2 separate regions of the Mus musculus genome follow, and region 2 is linked to region 1. Evidence: chromatin loops called from intact Hi-C (ENCODE). Cell type or tissue: left cerebral cortex. All regions are shown on one strand.

Region 1 (8,000 bases):
GAAAAATGAAATTTCAGAAAATTAAGAGGTTGGCTTAAGAAGTTCATGTGAAAACTCAACAGTCCAGGTTATGGAAGAAAAGCCAAGCTGATTCACAACCAGAAGCATCTCAGGAGTGACCAGCTAGTGGCCTTAGGTTAGGGGAAGCAGGTATGCATGGGGGAGGGGTTAGGGCTCTTCCAGGCTGCTGCCATGGTCATAGCTGGTATACACAAGCGGGAGGTGAGGAGTCTGCCGTCAGCTCATTGCTGGCAAAGGATCCCAGAAAGGAATCAAGTGAGTTTATGCCACTAGAAGGCAATCCTGTCATGGATGTGAGCCTACAATCGCTTGTGTTTCTGAAGGAGAGGTGCACAGGGCTGCTGGAGACTTTGAGTCATTGGGAGGTGAAGGAAAGCACAAAACATCCCTGATGCAAGACATGTCGTTTACCCCTGGCCACCTTCTGACCTCCTTGGACCAACCCTGGCTCCTCTGGAGAAAGCAATGCTGGGGAATTTGGCTAAGGGGGAAGCACACTGGGAGTAAGAAAGTGCAGGGATGGGAAGATTAGAGGGAGCAGGACATCAAGTGCATGGAGCAAACACAGGACGAGACTGAGGATCAGGATGGGAAACAAAACATAAGGCAGGAAGAAGGGTCCAGGATGCTAAGAAGAGAAACCGAGAAGCTACAGGGACTGGAGGAATGACATCAGATACTGTGTGAGGAAAAGAAGGCTTAACGGCCCCATCCCAGCTACTGCCATGGTCATAGCTGGTATACACAAGCAGGAGGTGAGGAGTCTGCCATTTATAACTCCCCTTCTGCTCCATCCCTCTTGTCCTATTTAATCTTCCCTTCTCCCTTCTTCTCTCTACCTTTCTCCATTGTTGCCTCTTTTCCTGGGGGTTGGGGGGTGGGGGGGGGCTGTGCCTAGATCTGCTTGGTTTATTATCCCTCTCAACCTTGAGTCTAAACTCAAAACCTTCTGAGTCTAAACTCTATTCAATTGCTTCTCATAGTCAGAGAGCCTAGAAACCAAGATTCTGATTCTAGATCAGTCGCTCCAGTGCTGGAAACACTGGCTAAGGGACTTACCATGAGAAACCACCTTTTCTTATTTTATGAACCTCCTGCGGGAGCTGTCAGGGATGACGGAGCGCACACAAATGGACAATCAAAACACCAAATGACAAAGTCTTACTCTTGGATTCCTTCACAGGCCTGCACTCCTCCGGTGCCTTTAAGGGCAGGTGATCCGCGTAGCATCACCTGCTCAAGGTGGACAGGCTTTCCTGTGATCCTCACAGTCGATCGCCCAACACAATGGACAGGCTGCTGTGTCCACATCAGAGGAAGGATCTTTGCAGAACAGTCTGGGCCTTGATGGCTCTCAGAGAGCATAGGTAGGCTTCCAAACATTAAGTCAGTCTAGACTGTGGTCTAACACAGGCTCCTAGAGTTAGAGGCCAAGACGTTTGATCGATGAAGCCGATCTAGGCTTCTCACAGGTAGAATAATTGAAGTGACGTTTCAAAGAAGCACTGAATATGCATAAGGGGGAAACAGAGAGAGGGGGGGAGGGTGAGAATATGTATGAATACGAATATGGGAGAAACTGGAAAGAAACAAGTGATGGATAAAGACAAAGACAAAACCCAAGCTCTAATACTTGGTGCATAGATGTGGTGGGGCAGAGACGTGGAGAAGGATGAAGGGAGAGCATTCTGGTAGAGCAATAAGGAGGCTAAGAGGAGTTGAGCCAGGCAGCCGGTAGAGCAGGCAGATGGAACAAGAGAGACAGAGAACAGAGCCACCGAGTGGGCACGCAGTGAGGCCTGGCAGCCAAGCCCTATGGATTTCCGAGAGAAGCAGATGCTTCCACAGGAGCAGCAGCTGGTGGTCCCTGAGTGTGTGCCTCCTTGTTGACTCTAGGCCCAGTGCAGCCTCCTGGGCAGCCAGCCTCAGCCTGGAGGTGCAGTCTGGGTCTAGAGAGGCAGATGACAAGCCTTGCCCCTCTTGGCCGGGGGGGGGGGGGGGGGGGGGGGGCTCCATCTCTCCTCTGCCATCCTCTCTTAGGCCCCACCCACCTATTCCATCTTCATTCCTTCCCCCCACCCCCCATCCCCCAGGCCTCTTGAATCCCAGGAAAGTCATGAACAGCAACCCCGTGACACACCAGGAAGGAAGTGGGCTGTGTTGGAGGGGTGAGTGTGAGCTACCACAAGGGTGTATACTGTGGTGAGAGGACTGTGGAGAGGACAAATGACTCTGTGAGCCCACAGTGAAGAGCTGGCGCCAAGAAAGCTGTGGGGAGATCATCCTGCAGAACTGCTGGCGAGGACGGGAGTCGGGGCTGTTAAGCTGTCTTCTCAGAAGTCCTCTCTCCCAGGGCTGACCTGCCATGAAGCCCAGAGACGGCCACAACCTCTTCTGAGCAAAAAGAAGTTGAACTGAACCTAGGTCAAAAAAAGTTTGGATTTCCCTGGCTTCATTCTGCACAGACGGCTGCTATGTGCAAGCCCCCTCCAGTGGGTAGAAAACATCAATGGGTTTTGGTGTGGATGACAATCCCTCCACCCCACCCCACCCCCGCCTGCCCCAAGATTTCCTCTAATAGGAAGGGAGCTCAGAATAGCTAGAGAGGGAGGGATCCTTCAAGATCTAGCATTCTATTGAGACCTAAGTAACTCTCATGATGCTTCCTTCCCGACACACCTCATCCCCTCCCAGAGATCTTTGAGATAATCCTGCAGTCACTCACACACCAGGCTTCTCTGCTGTGTATGTGTCAGTCTCTCTGTGGTCCTAAACCTAAGGTCAGAGGTTCTCTCTCAGACGTGACCCCAAAGTAGACAAGAGTCTCCAGGCTCTGGGAGGGAAGGTGGCAGAGGGACAGATAGGGCTTAGGATGTAGTATCCAGTGCAGCCACAGTATGAGTGAAAGACAGGTACCAGGGAGCCAGATGGGCCAAGAAGAAACAGAAGTTAAGTAGGAAGAGACGGATAAACAGCAGACACCAAGCAACCAGCCAAGCATATGCTTTGCAAGCAGGCAACACAAGCACCCAGTAGAGTTTGGGGTGGGGGAGGGGACACGGGCCCGCAGGGAGAGGGACACCAGCTTTTTCTGTGGCTAAATGTTGCATGGTCAGAATTCGTGATCTAATCCTTCTCCGTGGAATCTCAGAAAAATGGAACAGCAGCTTGCTGGCAAGAGAAAGAAGCACTTGGCACGGTGGGGAGGAGTGCTTAGGCCTGTTGCCATGGATCAATCTGGGCGGAGGAAACTGCCCCAGGCTTGGATAGCCAGGTGCCATCTCCAAGACCCCAGAGCATAGACCCATGAAGTCTGAAATGATCCACGAGAAAAGCAGAGAATTGTGGTGTGTCTGCTCAGGAAGTCCTTCAGCCCTGCAGGTGCCAGCTTCCCGCTGATGCTGATGAAGCCCTTCAAGGCTAGAGCCCTCAGTCTGGGTGATGTCATCCCTTTGAGCTTCAGGCAGGAGAGGGGTGGAGCCAGGCTGCTGCCTTGCGGAGTTTGCAGGCTCCACCTCCAACCCAGTCAGCTTCTCGCAACCCCCACCCTCTTGGCCAGCTTTCCTGGCCAACCTTGCCAGAAACCGGATGCTGCCGCAGCGCTCCTGGGAGGAGGGCCACCTAGAATCACCCTTGCAGAAAGCCAGATCTCTACAGAAAAGGGCTTTCTTTACCTGAGTCTTCTTCACTCGTTCTTCACTGTTCCCATATTCATTTGGGGGAAGCCCTGAGGTTTCTTGTGAGGCCAGCCTTACTCTCCTCCCACTGCATGTGCTCAGTGTGCTGCCAAGTACCGGGTGTCCCAAGTACGGGAATTTCTTTAAGAACTGTCCCAAGGGAGGAGTGACTGAATCAGACAAACAGCACTGTGGATCTGACAGTGCTGAGCTAAAGGAATAAAGGTTCTGAGCTGAATATAAGCCTGCTCTAAGTCCTAAAGCCAATCACACTCTTAAGCATTGTGCCTTCACCTCTTACAAGGTCGGGCCAGACACAAGTCAGCCCTGCGCAAGCTGCTGGCTTCTCTCCAAAGCTAGCATTGGCTCCAGCTCTCTGCTTCCCCGCCTCCTCCCCTCACCCAAACTAGCCGCTGTGCTTGGAGCTTTAGGATGCCTGGAATGGGCAAAACTATGTTTCCCTAAGCCTGATTTAGCAAGATACTAGGGGATTGCCTTCAGCAACACTAGACCTGCCCAGGGTAGCACAGATGCTCATCCTAGCCTGTCCTGGGAAACACCACACTGCAGGGTCTCTTGTTTGTAGGCACTCAGCTGCTTGGTATAGTCCCAGAGCCCAAGAGCAGAAAGGAACTTTCCCAGGTGTAAGCCCTAGGCAGCAGTCTAGAGCCAAGCTTATATGCCCCAGTGCAGATTCTCAGATCAACTCCAGGGCATTCTTACTTAGCCTAAATACTAGATCTGAAGTCATACTATGTATGGTGGGGGGGGGGGGGGAGGTAGAAAAAAGGACCTGGGAATGAATTTTCTACTTTGATTCATTGAGCCCTGGACCCCAGACCTCTAGCCTACTAGGAAAATGTCCCTGAACTTTATAGTTCAAATTGTCCTACTGGTCATATATGTGTGTGTGTGTGTGTGTGTGTGTGCGTGCGTGTGTATTACTCAAAGCTGCTTTCTTTTACATCAGATTTAAGTCCCATAATACTGCCATTATGAAGACAAAATAATTCGACCTGAGTAAAATAGTAATTTGATCTAATTCTTATGAGTGGGTAAACTGAGGAAGGATTTGAGCAGATATGAAAATCTTCGCAAGTTTTGTGAAATCATACAAAAATAAGTGAGCAAAATAGCTTATTATGAATCAGCTGAGAGCTCAGGTGCCTGGACACCTAATATATAATCATGTCTCTGTTTCGTATTCTTAGCTCAAAATGAAGAGACATGACAAGATGACTGGGAACAGACGCTTCCACCCACAGACCGATGCTTGAAGAAGGAATGAGAAAAGAAAGTGGGACAATTGTGTGATAAAGTGGGCTAACACCTGACAAGTGGGCCCTGATGGCAGCAGGGTTTAGAGAGATTGAGGGGTGTGGCCTTCCTAGTGGGCGTGGTCTGGAAAGGGCGTGGTCCGCTGTGATCTCAGACTGTCTGAAGGTGCTGCTTCTGCCAACTGGGGTATGCATGTGTGTTACATGCACACCTATATTACGACTATTTATAGGGATGTCCCGGAAGGTGTTACACATGAATTTGGTAAAACTACTTTATAAGACATGTATCATTGGCATGTGCATGTAAGATAGAAAGGGAAGGACATGACTGTGTAGAGATGTGAGCGCGGCCCATGAATATTTGTCAGGGTTACCTACCATAGGGGAGAGTTTTTTACAGACAGGTTCAAGAATATGGATATGAACACAGGTTTGTGTTTGGGATCACCGCAGAGCACCAGTCATAGGGGTTTATTTCTTAGGCCTCCCGAAGAGTCACCTGTGCTTCTCTCGTTACGGTGACGTTCTCAGAGATTTCGTCATACGTTTTATAATCTATGGATACACCCGTAAGAGCATTCAAGCCCAGGAGATCTGGCAGAGCTTCTGCCCCTTTGTGGCCCCTCCTTCACTCCCCTCCCCCTCCCAATTCTGCAGAGCAGAGGAGAAGCCTTGGTTCTAGACAGATGATTGTGGCTAAAAACATTTCAATTCTAGCCTGGAGGCAGGGAAGATGCTGGGGGAGGGGGGAGAAAGTCTCTAAGAGAGATGAAGCCTTAGCAGGTCTTGTTTGGCCCCTGGATTGTCTGGCTTGAACCCCTTGGTGCCAGAAACCCCATATTGGGGTTTCTTAGACTTACAACTCCTATGCCCTCACTTGTGTATTGAAGCCATGGCTGGGCCCCAAGTCTGGTACTGAGGATGATGGGAGAAAGTCTCCCTACCCATATCTGTGAAAGCCCTGAAGAAGCATCCAGTTACTATGGAGCAGACAGGCTACCTTAGCCTTCCTCTGATTCTCAGGTGGTGCCTCAATAAGGGAAATGGTAGCTCAGCTCTCATCAGAGCCCTGTGGCTCACTCCACACAGGGCCATGAGTCTCGAGAAAGTAGATACTCCTGCATTCCCACATACCTGGCCAGCTGCCAGGGAAGGCTATCCTCTGTCACCACAGGACAGCCCCACTGCCCTCCATCCTCAGCTGTTTGAGCTGTGTTGAGCCTTTCCCTGTGGAGTGAAACTTATAAGTCAACAACCTGTGCCAAAGCTAAGACAATGTTGGCTTTAATCACGGGATGGATGGCTCACTCCTTGAGTCTAGTGGCAGCCTCTGCAGTCAGTGCCTCCACTGCAGCTGCAGGATGGAGCCATGACAAAGAGAGTAGAGGGTAGGAGTGCACAAGGAACAGACAGTGTGGCCACTGAGGGCACCTGGGACTTCTCTCCAGGACAGGAGGGGTGGTTCTTCCCGTGCCAAAGGACATCTGCGATTGGGCTCAATTTCTCCCCTTCACATTCTAGGACAAACCTATATGATCACATGGCAGAGCCTAAGGGTACAGAAGAGCTGAAAGAGACCCCAGCACCCCTTTCCAATAAGAATGTAAGAGTATTGAGACCTCTGATGAAGGGAAAAGAATTGGCGACTGTCCCAGAGGTCACTTGGGGTCATATGACTATAGCTGTGCAGGAGTTTTGTAGTTCTTGTCTGCCATTTGGTAGCATTTAGAAATGTTTCCAATGGTTCAGCAGTAGCCAGATTCTCCTGATCTGCATTGGGAGATGGCTGTGATTAAAATTCAGCTGCGCAGCTCTTGCTGGGAACTGCAGTATATATTACGCACCAGAGCAGGGCCGAGCAGAGCCTCCCACTCTGCAGCAAAGGAACGCAGAGCCCCTCCAACTGTCTGCAGGTCTCCAAGTGTGTGGTCTCTCCATGTGTTTTCCGAGAGGGGTTCACAGTTTTAACTGATTTATAAAGCAATATGCTACCTGAACAAGGCTGAGAACTGCTGCCTCACAGCATCAGGAAGATAGGCTCCAGAGAAACCTGATCTTAGCAATCAATAACTAGGCATCTAGAAACATTCAGGGTTGAACTTTTTTTTTTATGGGAATATGTTTTTTTTGCATACATTCACTTTAGAATGTAAGTTCTTCAAGAATAGGGTTCTTGTCTGTTGACTTGCCTACCAAGGTAGCTTAAGCCTAGGCCAATACCTAGCCATCATGTGTGCAAATACAAAAATTGATGGATTGATTAATCTGCCTAGTGTTTCCCTTCCCTTGGCCACTGCTTGGAGTACAAGAGTCACTAGAACTACCATCATTTGGGGACCTATGACAAATATTTTCAACAATCATTTTGTAATTGAATATTATGTCTCAGGGTTGTTCACCTACTGTCAAAGACTTATTTACCACTATGGAAAAACTCAAGGCAGTGCACCCACAACCAAGTCCAGCATTCATGCTATTGCTGCAGAGGCAGAGGAAGAACCCCTAGGAGATGGCACAGATGTGCTCAGCTTGTGCTAGAACCCAATACCCCAAACAGAACAGGCCTGCAAAATTCAGCATCTTGGAGTCTGCACATTGGCAAAAGAGCTCTAAAACGGGCTAGGACCACACTAGACCTCTGTGCAGGCTGTTAGCCCTCTGGATAAATTCTGCTTGTCCCTCCCTTCCCTCCCCACTTTGCATCCTCTGCAGCTCAGCTGCTAAGCCACTGGGGCTTAATAAGCGGGGGACAGGAGGCAAACTAGAGAGAGGCTTATCCTGGGGTAGAAAGTGCCCCCTTCTGGGACAGAAGAGAGCCATGTAGGTTCTCAAGACCTGACTGGCCAGCCCTCCTCACCTCCTTAGGTCTTGACCACAGTAGCTGGAACCTCTAGTGTTGAGATGAGCTCGGAGAGGTGGTGGACAGCTGCTGCTTCTGTCTGAAGCTAAAAATAACCTCCTTTTCCATAGCTAGCTCTGGCTGGACCAGAGCTCGGGAGAAGACTCAGACAGGAGGGACAGA
Region 2 (8,000 bases), 110 kb before region 1:
GAGCTGTTCTATGTGCATGTGTGTTTCTTGTCTGTACCTCTCCAAGGAGTGGGTGTGTGTCGCCTGTGTCTCCTTCCCCCCCTCCCCTCTCCTCCCTCTTCTCTGCAACTTGCGGAAGGAGGAGGCAGAGAGGGAAGCAAGCCCTTGCAGAAGCCTATTGGCTCTCGGTGACATCACTGTTTTCTAGAGAAAGAGCTAAGATCACTGAGTATTTTTGGAGCAAAGCAGTTGCACTCACCTGCCAGAGGCCCAGGCAGGTTTCCTAGCCTCCCTGCCCCCAACCTGGCTGCAGGCTGTTTGCAGCCCAGGCCCTCCAGAAAGGAAGAGAGCCCAGCTGCAGGGAGTGCCTCCCAGCATCCCCAGCATCCCCCACATCCCATAGGACACATGGGAGAAAAAAAAAAAAAAAAGCCGACTGAATCCAGGCATACAAAGAGCAGAACTGGACCAAAAGGAAAGAATTCCCAGCAGCATCCATGAGCCAAAATAATGGGGATCGGGGGAAGGGTGGACAAGTGTGTATGTGCATGTATGTGCACACATGCAAAACTATCTGTAGCACAGCCTGTGTGGAGATTAGGAGACAAACTATAAAAGCCTGGGGAAGTAGAAGGGATTTTTCCCGGGGTCAAAGAGGCTCAGGAAAGGTAGCTCCTTTGCCCCTAGAGTCTAGGCAGAAGGCAGAGAGCTGGAGAACATCAGGAAGTTCTAATAGTCAACGTCTGCTCTGGACAACAGGCTGCCAAGTCCAAGGCTCTGGAGGGCAATGCCCAGAGGTAGGTCACCTTTGGCACGGGTCCCCACAGTGCCAGCTGCTCATTTGCACCTGCACTGCCTGGTTCTCGCTGCATCTCAATAAGACAGCCTCTTCACACCTTCCTTCCCAGCCCTGGAAAGAAGGCTGCAGGTTCACACTCCTAGCCTCAGCCAGCCCCTGGACTGAGTGCCCTGAGCCCCAAGCATGAAGCACACCCCCAAATAGCAGGGTAAGTGCTCTCCCACCAGCATCTCTTCTCAGGGGCATTCCAAACAGAGGCAAGCGACTGCACAGTGGATGCATCCCAAAGATGATACACGAGACAAAATGAGACAGGTTTCTCCACAAGGAAGATGAGGGGGAAGCCATGTCTCAGCCTCCACACTCAGCACAAGCTCTCCTTGGTTTCTGGATCTGAAAATAGTCATCTTCTCTTTCCCTTCTTACACACCTTACACACACACACACACACACACACACACACACACACACAGAATGGGTATGTTCCCTCACTCTATTACCCACAGACACTTCTCTCTAGGTCTCATATTCTCTGAGCCAAAATATGTCTAATAAACATCTCTCCAGAAAAGCTCAATGAGTGGGGAGGGGACAAGGGGGAGTCATTAATGAGGGGCTTGAAAAAGGAGAAATTGGGAAATCAAACACAAGGGCAAGCAAATCCCCATCCAGGGGTGAAAGAGACTCAGGTTAGGGAATTAGGGGGGAGGGGCACAAATGTATCTCATGCAAGCTGGTGGCTGGTCCAACCCAACTAGGGAGTCACTCTTATGGCAATTCCCATAACAAAAGACAATGAAACTCAAAAAATCACCTACAGAAGGCAGACAGGCATTTTGGTCCCCAGCAGGGCCACAGAGAACAGCTGGAAGGCAGGGGAAGGAGGAGGGGAAAGGTAATGCTTAGAAATAATGACCTCAGATCCCCCCCCCCCCCAGACTGGCTTTGGCAAGGGGTAGGCACATCAAAAAGGCTAGGAAACACCCTGAGCCCCACACGCACTTTTCAAGAGGATCTGACTCCTGAGTGGCTCCCCAGCCCACTTTTTGGGCTATGCCACCCTGGCAGGAAAGAGAAAGCAAGAGGGCAGGTAGAAGGAACAGGCAGGCCCCTACAGGTTGGCTGACCTTTTGGAAAGCCCATAGGATACAAATCTCCCATTCTCTGGGCCAGGTGGTACCCGGTGGGTAGCTGAGTCCAAAGCTGTCAGCAGACACCCTGTGTGCACAGAACTACAAAGCATCCAAGGCTTGGCACAACCCCACAACCTGGAGCCAAGAAAGGTCTGGGAAGGAAGGGTCCTAGGATAGAAAACTACTTCTCAGTACCAGGAAAAGAGGCAAGAGACAGGTGCAGAAACCCTCACTGCACCCGGGAGACAAGTAGAACACTACCCAGCCCCACACCACACACAGGGTCTGTACCAGGAGTATGATGCTACATGCCCATAGTGTGGCCCCTGACACAGGTCTGCTATTTCTGTCTTGCAAATGGGTTTCCCAAAAGTTACCTAAGTAACAAATAGTGGATCAAGAGTCCTTCCAGAACCCACATGACCAAAGCCTCTCTCCCCTATACAGAGTCAGAGCTTCCACCCACAGTCAGCAGAGGTTTTGAGAGTCCAGACTCCACATCCCAAGACCACAGATGGATTCTGAATAGGCCTTCCTCCTAGAAGCACTTAGATCAGATGGTGACCATCTAGTGAAGGTCACTCTGCCTGATCCTGAAAGTCCTGCCAGGCTGGACCATGGCTAAGAGGAGGGAAGACAAAGGCTGACTACCAGCCTCCATGGCTCCTCATGGCAGCCTCCTCTTCCTCCTCCTCTGGGCACCAGACTCTCAAACCACAGGCCTGTTGTCTAATAATACCAGCGACAGCCACCGCCACCTCCATCTGCCAGCCTAAAAATAATCCCTGCTGAGTCCAAAAAAGACACAGCCCCCAATAGTCCCCCAATCCCTCCTCCTCAGCAGGCCAGGAGGCTCCAGGAGATTCCAGGAAGCTAGCAGACTTGGGCTCCCACCACGTGGGAGGCACACACCCAGAGGAGGACCTGAGGACAGCAGAAAGCTGGCTCCTGCCACCCAGCACTGCGTAAGGAGCACACAAGAGAGTCTAGCCTAGAGATACAACCAGTACCCAGGACACGAGGGACTCCCATTCTCTGCCTACACAGGTTGGGTGGGTTTGAGACCATCTATAACATCTATCATCCTTCTACCTAGAAAGGACTCTCACACTCTAGAAAAGCCCTACCTTGCTGTGGCTCCTGGCCAATATCCTCACAGCCTTTCTGCACCCCTCCCAGGAGGCCAAGAGACCAAGGTAGGTAAGCTCCAACTTTAGGAACAGCAAGGTACTGGGAGGACTGGGCTCCACCTCCAACCCCTCTGGCTGGACTGCCGCACCACCACCACCGCCACCTCCAATAGCATTGGTAGTGCCAGTGCTATTAGTGACCTTAATTTGCTGGGCTAGATTATATTTCCAAGAACCCTTTCCCCAGGAGCCACGGGCAGGAAGGAAGTCTGTAACTCAATCTCAGTTCATAGCTCCTCAGCAGAAAAGTGAAGTCATACCCACCCCCTACACCCACAACCTAGCCCTGACACCTAGAAAGAAGCCTGTCCTCCCGTAGCCTGTGTACCCCACAGGGCATCCTGCTCTGTACACCGCAAGGCTAGCCAGTAAGGGCATCATAGGTCAGATAGGCATAGGATATGAGTGAGAGATTACTCCCTCCCGGTAGAGCAACAGCATCCCTGCTCCGAACCAGGACGCAAGCAATGCATCACTGCTACAATCTGTGCCCATGAACGAGCTTTTTGCCACAGCCCCACATCTAGGGTATACTTCACCAGGAAGAAGATAAGGGGGCAGCATAGAAGGCACAAGGCCACGTAGGTTATCAGTCCCCTCTTTGTCCAAAGGTCAGGCAGGCAGGTCACAGCCCTGACCTCACGGAACTTACAAAACCCTCGAAGAGGCCCCATCTCCACTCACCACTCTCCTGGTTACTCATGCAAGAGCGAATAGGAAAGCAGGAAGATTTCTAAGAAAAATAGGTCAGTTGCCTCCGGCAGACCAGACCACACCCATGGGCAGTGCCCCTGGGGCAGAAGCCTGACTGCAAGCTGCTCCTCCAACCCCAATCCTCTCCCATCTCCCCAGATGCCCAGAGCTTTCTTTATCTACCCTGGACTGTGCCAGACTGATGGCAACTAATGCCTCCTAGCAAGAGAGGCAGTCGGCTTCCCCGTGGGCCAAGCCTCTGCCCTGTTACTTAGGCTTTCGGTATTGAACCTCAGGCAGTTCTTCGCCCCAGCTCTGGGCTGGAGCCTCCAACTCTAAGAACATCTGGGCTACGAGAACAGGGACGCAGGTGCAGAGCAACGAACAGGGAAGCAAGCAGCTTGCCGAGCAGTCTCGCTGCATCCCCAAGTACTCAAGAGGGGCTCCTACCTCAGACTTGTCCATAAATGCTCCTGTCCTGATGTGCTCCACGCAAGTGCACATAAACACACAAGTGCTTGCAAGGGCACGCTACACATCTAACTAAGTGGAAACACCGGTTACAGAGGCACATACACATACATACGGGGATATATGTGTGTGTGCACACATTTAAAAATATGCACACTTACTCATGCATATAGGAATATACATAACACATCCTAGGGCGCGTATGTATATGTACACATGCACACTTCTTCTAAGAAGCCAAAAGTTCTTACCAATCACAGCTCATCAAGATCCACTCTTCACACAAATTGTTCAACCCATCCCTGGAAGCAGAGGGAAGGGGGGGGGGGGTCATGTCACTCCAGGGTGGGGGTGGGGAGAGCAGCTGAGAAGCCTCCAGAAGGGAGCAGCTCTCGTGGAGACAGGAATCAGTTAAATCTCACTGTTCCTGATGCTATCCTAACTCCGGCCTCACCTCCCACCCCCGCATTTTCAGTGCAAACAGGAGGGCTGCAGGGAAACCTAATGAGCACCCAACAGAATGGAGAAAAAAAAAGCAAACCGAACAGGCTGGCCAACTCTGAGGACAGAGAGGGAGCCTAGACCCTGGAAAGTGCCAGGCACAGCAAAGAAGGGACGGATACAAGCTCTCTAACTGAGCAACCTTTACTCCTTGAGAAACCAGACCCCAACTCTCCGTCTCAGATATAAACTTGAAACCACCTGAACCAGGGACCTGACAACTCCAGGGACTGCTGCATGCTGGGCTATCGGCCTACTGCTTCCAGCTGACTCTTTCCAGTACTCAGCAGCATCATGCCTCCTCCCACACATACCTATTCCAGCTTCTTGCAGGGGGGCCTCCTACCAGACACACCCCCGCCTCCGTGTAAATGTCCTGAGACACACTCATACCAGCACTCACCACCCGGCACCAAGTTCTTCCCAGCTGAGAGGCTGTCCTGGGCTTTAAACATACTCCTTCTCATCTCCATCCACAAAGGAAGGCTGGGTGGACAAAGCCAGAGAGGACAGAGGGCACTGCTCCAAGCACAAGCAGAATCTGAATCAGATTTTCATTGGCCTGGGCACACAGGAGCCAGGGAGTCCACCAGCAGACTCGGTGGAGGTAACACTGGGAATGAAGAACAGACTTCCCTCCCTTACAGGAGGTTGAATGTCAATTATACCTCGCGCAGGATTTCCACATAGTGTGGAAACTCCCCCAGATTGCTGGGCAGATGTCTGTGATGCAGAGACTACTACATCAATAGCCTTCCTCCTCTCCTCTCCTCTCCTCTCCTCTCCTCTCCTCTCCTGTCCCCCTCCCTCCCTCCCTCCCTCCCTGAGACAGGGTTTCTCCATGTCCTGAAACTCTCTCTGTACAACAGAGATCCACCTGCCTCCACCTTTCTCTTTTCTTTACCCTCCCAACTGGATCACAGAGCTCAGTTACTTCCAAGATGCCTGACCAGAGTCAAAAGGAAGAGCCCATGCCCACCTCTGTCCCAGACTTGCAAGCTGACAGTTTGATGGGCCTGATTCTTTTCACCTAGAGCGACTCCTGCTTTGCACACAGTCCCTGAGGTTGAAGGATTTCTCCAAAGTCACCTCTGCCCCTCTCAGAACATCTGGATCCCATAAGGCCTCTCTCATCAGCACTGGCAACCCTGGCCTCACAGGCGAGCAGGTGCCCTTCCCCCGCTCTAGGCTGTAGCATCTGGCAGCCAGCAATACTTCAGCTTTGCAGACCTTGTAAAGGACTTCCAAGCAATTCTGCATGCCCCACCCACACTTCCCTGGGATGCAGGAAAGAGAGGTTCCACCAGGCAAGGTCAGCCCAGGAAGGGGTCTAGCTTCCTCGGAGGCAATCTTCTGAATGTCCCCCAACACACTCTTAACTCTCCGCTCCCTGCATAACCCAATAGGAATCCCATCCCATAGATCCTGAAATGCTAACACTGATGTCTGGTGAGCACATATTTCACAACAGGCACCCAGCCACTTCGTCACAGAACTGTTCACACACTCCAAGCCTCTACAAACTCCTACAGCTAACCCACTTTCCACTGAGGTAAGTGACATTTAGAAAAGCTGAGAAATGTGTCCAAGGTCACGGGGTCAGCAAGTGGGACGGCCAGGATTTGAATCTTGTCCATTTATCAGTAAGCCTATGTCTGTAAGTGCCTCATTGAGCCATTTCAGACTAAAAAGAATCCAAGACCAATCAGGTCACCCTTGCTCCCAGACAGAAGAGTAGGAGTTCCAGACAGAAGGACCAATAACCTTCACAACCAACAACCTTCAACACTGGGAAGTTCCTTCTTCAATCTAGCCATTCTGTGAATCTCGGCAATATAAACCCAATTTCCTGTAGTCTGTGTTTAAATTAAAACAAAACAAAAAAAAAATCTGTCCCTTGCTAAAGTTGGGAGGCTAGTTGAAGAGCCCTCCTTAGGTGTCTCTTCAATTCGGATGCTAGCACAGCCTTTTGTGCTTTCAGGGACAGCCCCACAGCAGAATATACCAAAACCCAGAGGGGAGGAGGAGGAGGAAGTCACTGAAAGACTGCATGGGAAGGGGGAAGGGAGAAGCACAGCAAGATCCACCTTTTTTCCATAAGCTTCTTCTGAGGTCACTCTGTCTCGGTTTTCCCACCTGACAAATGGAAACCTTTATAACCATCCCGACCATCATAGTGCTTGTTGGAAAGCTGTCCTTCCCTTCGCCCCACTCTCTCGTTTCAGAACCCCCTCTCAAGTAGCAGAGGAGATACATTCCAATCCGGAAACTTTCTCAAACCACTCCCCCCCACACGCCCCGAGGCAAGGTGCAAAAGAAGCCGGGGAAGCCCGCGCCTCCAGCAGAGCCCTTCAAAAAGGCTCCCTAGTCCGCAGAATCTCGTCACCCTGTCGCCTTCCACCCACAGACCGTTCCTCTCCCGCCGCCATCTCCCTGCTTTGCGAACTTGCCCGCAGTCGGGTCGGTTCCGCGCGCAGAAACCGTGAGCTCAGAGTCCTGGCAGCTTCCAGGCTCGGCTCTGACTTCCATACAAGGGCCGAGAGCCGGGTGCCACCCAGAGCTCTGCCATCTCCAAAGCGAAAGCCCTCGCGCTCAAGTATGCACCCCGCGCCTTGGCTTCTCCCTAGCTTTTTCTTGGGCTCAAACCCGAGAAGGCAGAAATAAAAAATCCCACTCGACTCTGAGACGCAGCTGGGCAGACCCCTCCCTCGCGGCCCTCGCCCCGAGGCCGCTGGGCCGGGCAGCCTGAAGCGCGGCGACGGCGCCTCCCCGGGAACTTTTGCCTGGCCGGGGCCCAGATGCAGTCAAGGTGGGCGCGGGCGGCCGACAGAACCAAGAAGAGCAGATGCTGCTCGGAGCCTCTAGGTCAATTCTGCTTGTCACCTGCCAAGGGGATCCGACCTCCGCGGCCAAGATGTGTGGAAAGGAAGGGCGCGGGGCGGAGAACCCGATCCCTTCGAGGCGGCTGCGGGGACTCCCAACCTCTTAATCGCGCCTCCCTTCAAGGGCTCCTCCATCCAGCGGTGCTGTGCAGGGCTGGGACGCGCGGAATCCTGCCTAAAGACCATCAAAGTCCCCAGCAGCCAGAGTTAGAGCACTAGGGGTTCCCCAAAGCTCAGATTCGACGTGTGGTTGTGAACCAAGGGGCCTAAGGTAGACTAAGTCCACTTTGATTCCAAGGCGTTCGCAGCCCAAGGGCTCCCGCACCTTCCCGCCGAGTTCCTCCCACCCGCA

What was found. A loop is a pair of places that touch in the nucleus more often than their neighbours do. Peaks named below come from ENCODE experiments on the same cell type or tissue, not always from the same donor. Only the 100,000 strongest peaks of a DNase experiment are listed, where the experiment ranks them.
Region 2: it touches region 1 in a loop (6-fold over the local background); 8 of 42 quality-filtered maps call a loop at or near these places.

Annotation. Positions count from the first base shown.
Region 1 is chr9:27,187,692-27,195,691 of GRCm38, reverse strand. No RefSeq gene overlaps it. Among named protein-coding and RNA genes, the nearest start is that of Jam3, 36 kb to the right of the region's middle. In left cerebral cortex, no CTCF peak of the experiment used is centred here; DNase peaks (open chromatin) are centred at 4,030, 4,978, 6,198, 6,790 and 4 more places; H3K4me3 peaks cover 932 bases; H3K27ac peaks cover 5,413 bases.
Region 2 is chr9:27,299,664-27,307,663 of GRCm38, reverse strand. All of the region lies in intron 1 of Igsf9b (immunoglobulin superfamily, member 9B), which reads right to left. Among named protein-coding and RNA genes, the nearest start is that of Igsf9b, 4.6 kb to the right of the region's middle. In left cerebral cortex, no CTCF peak of the experiment used is centred here; DNase peaks (open chromatin) are centred at 6,824, 7,059, 7,509, 7,752 and 7 more places; H3K4me3 peaks cover 5,623 bases; H3K27ac peaks cover 5,504 bases.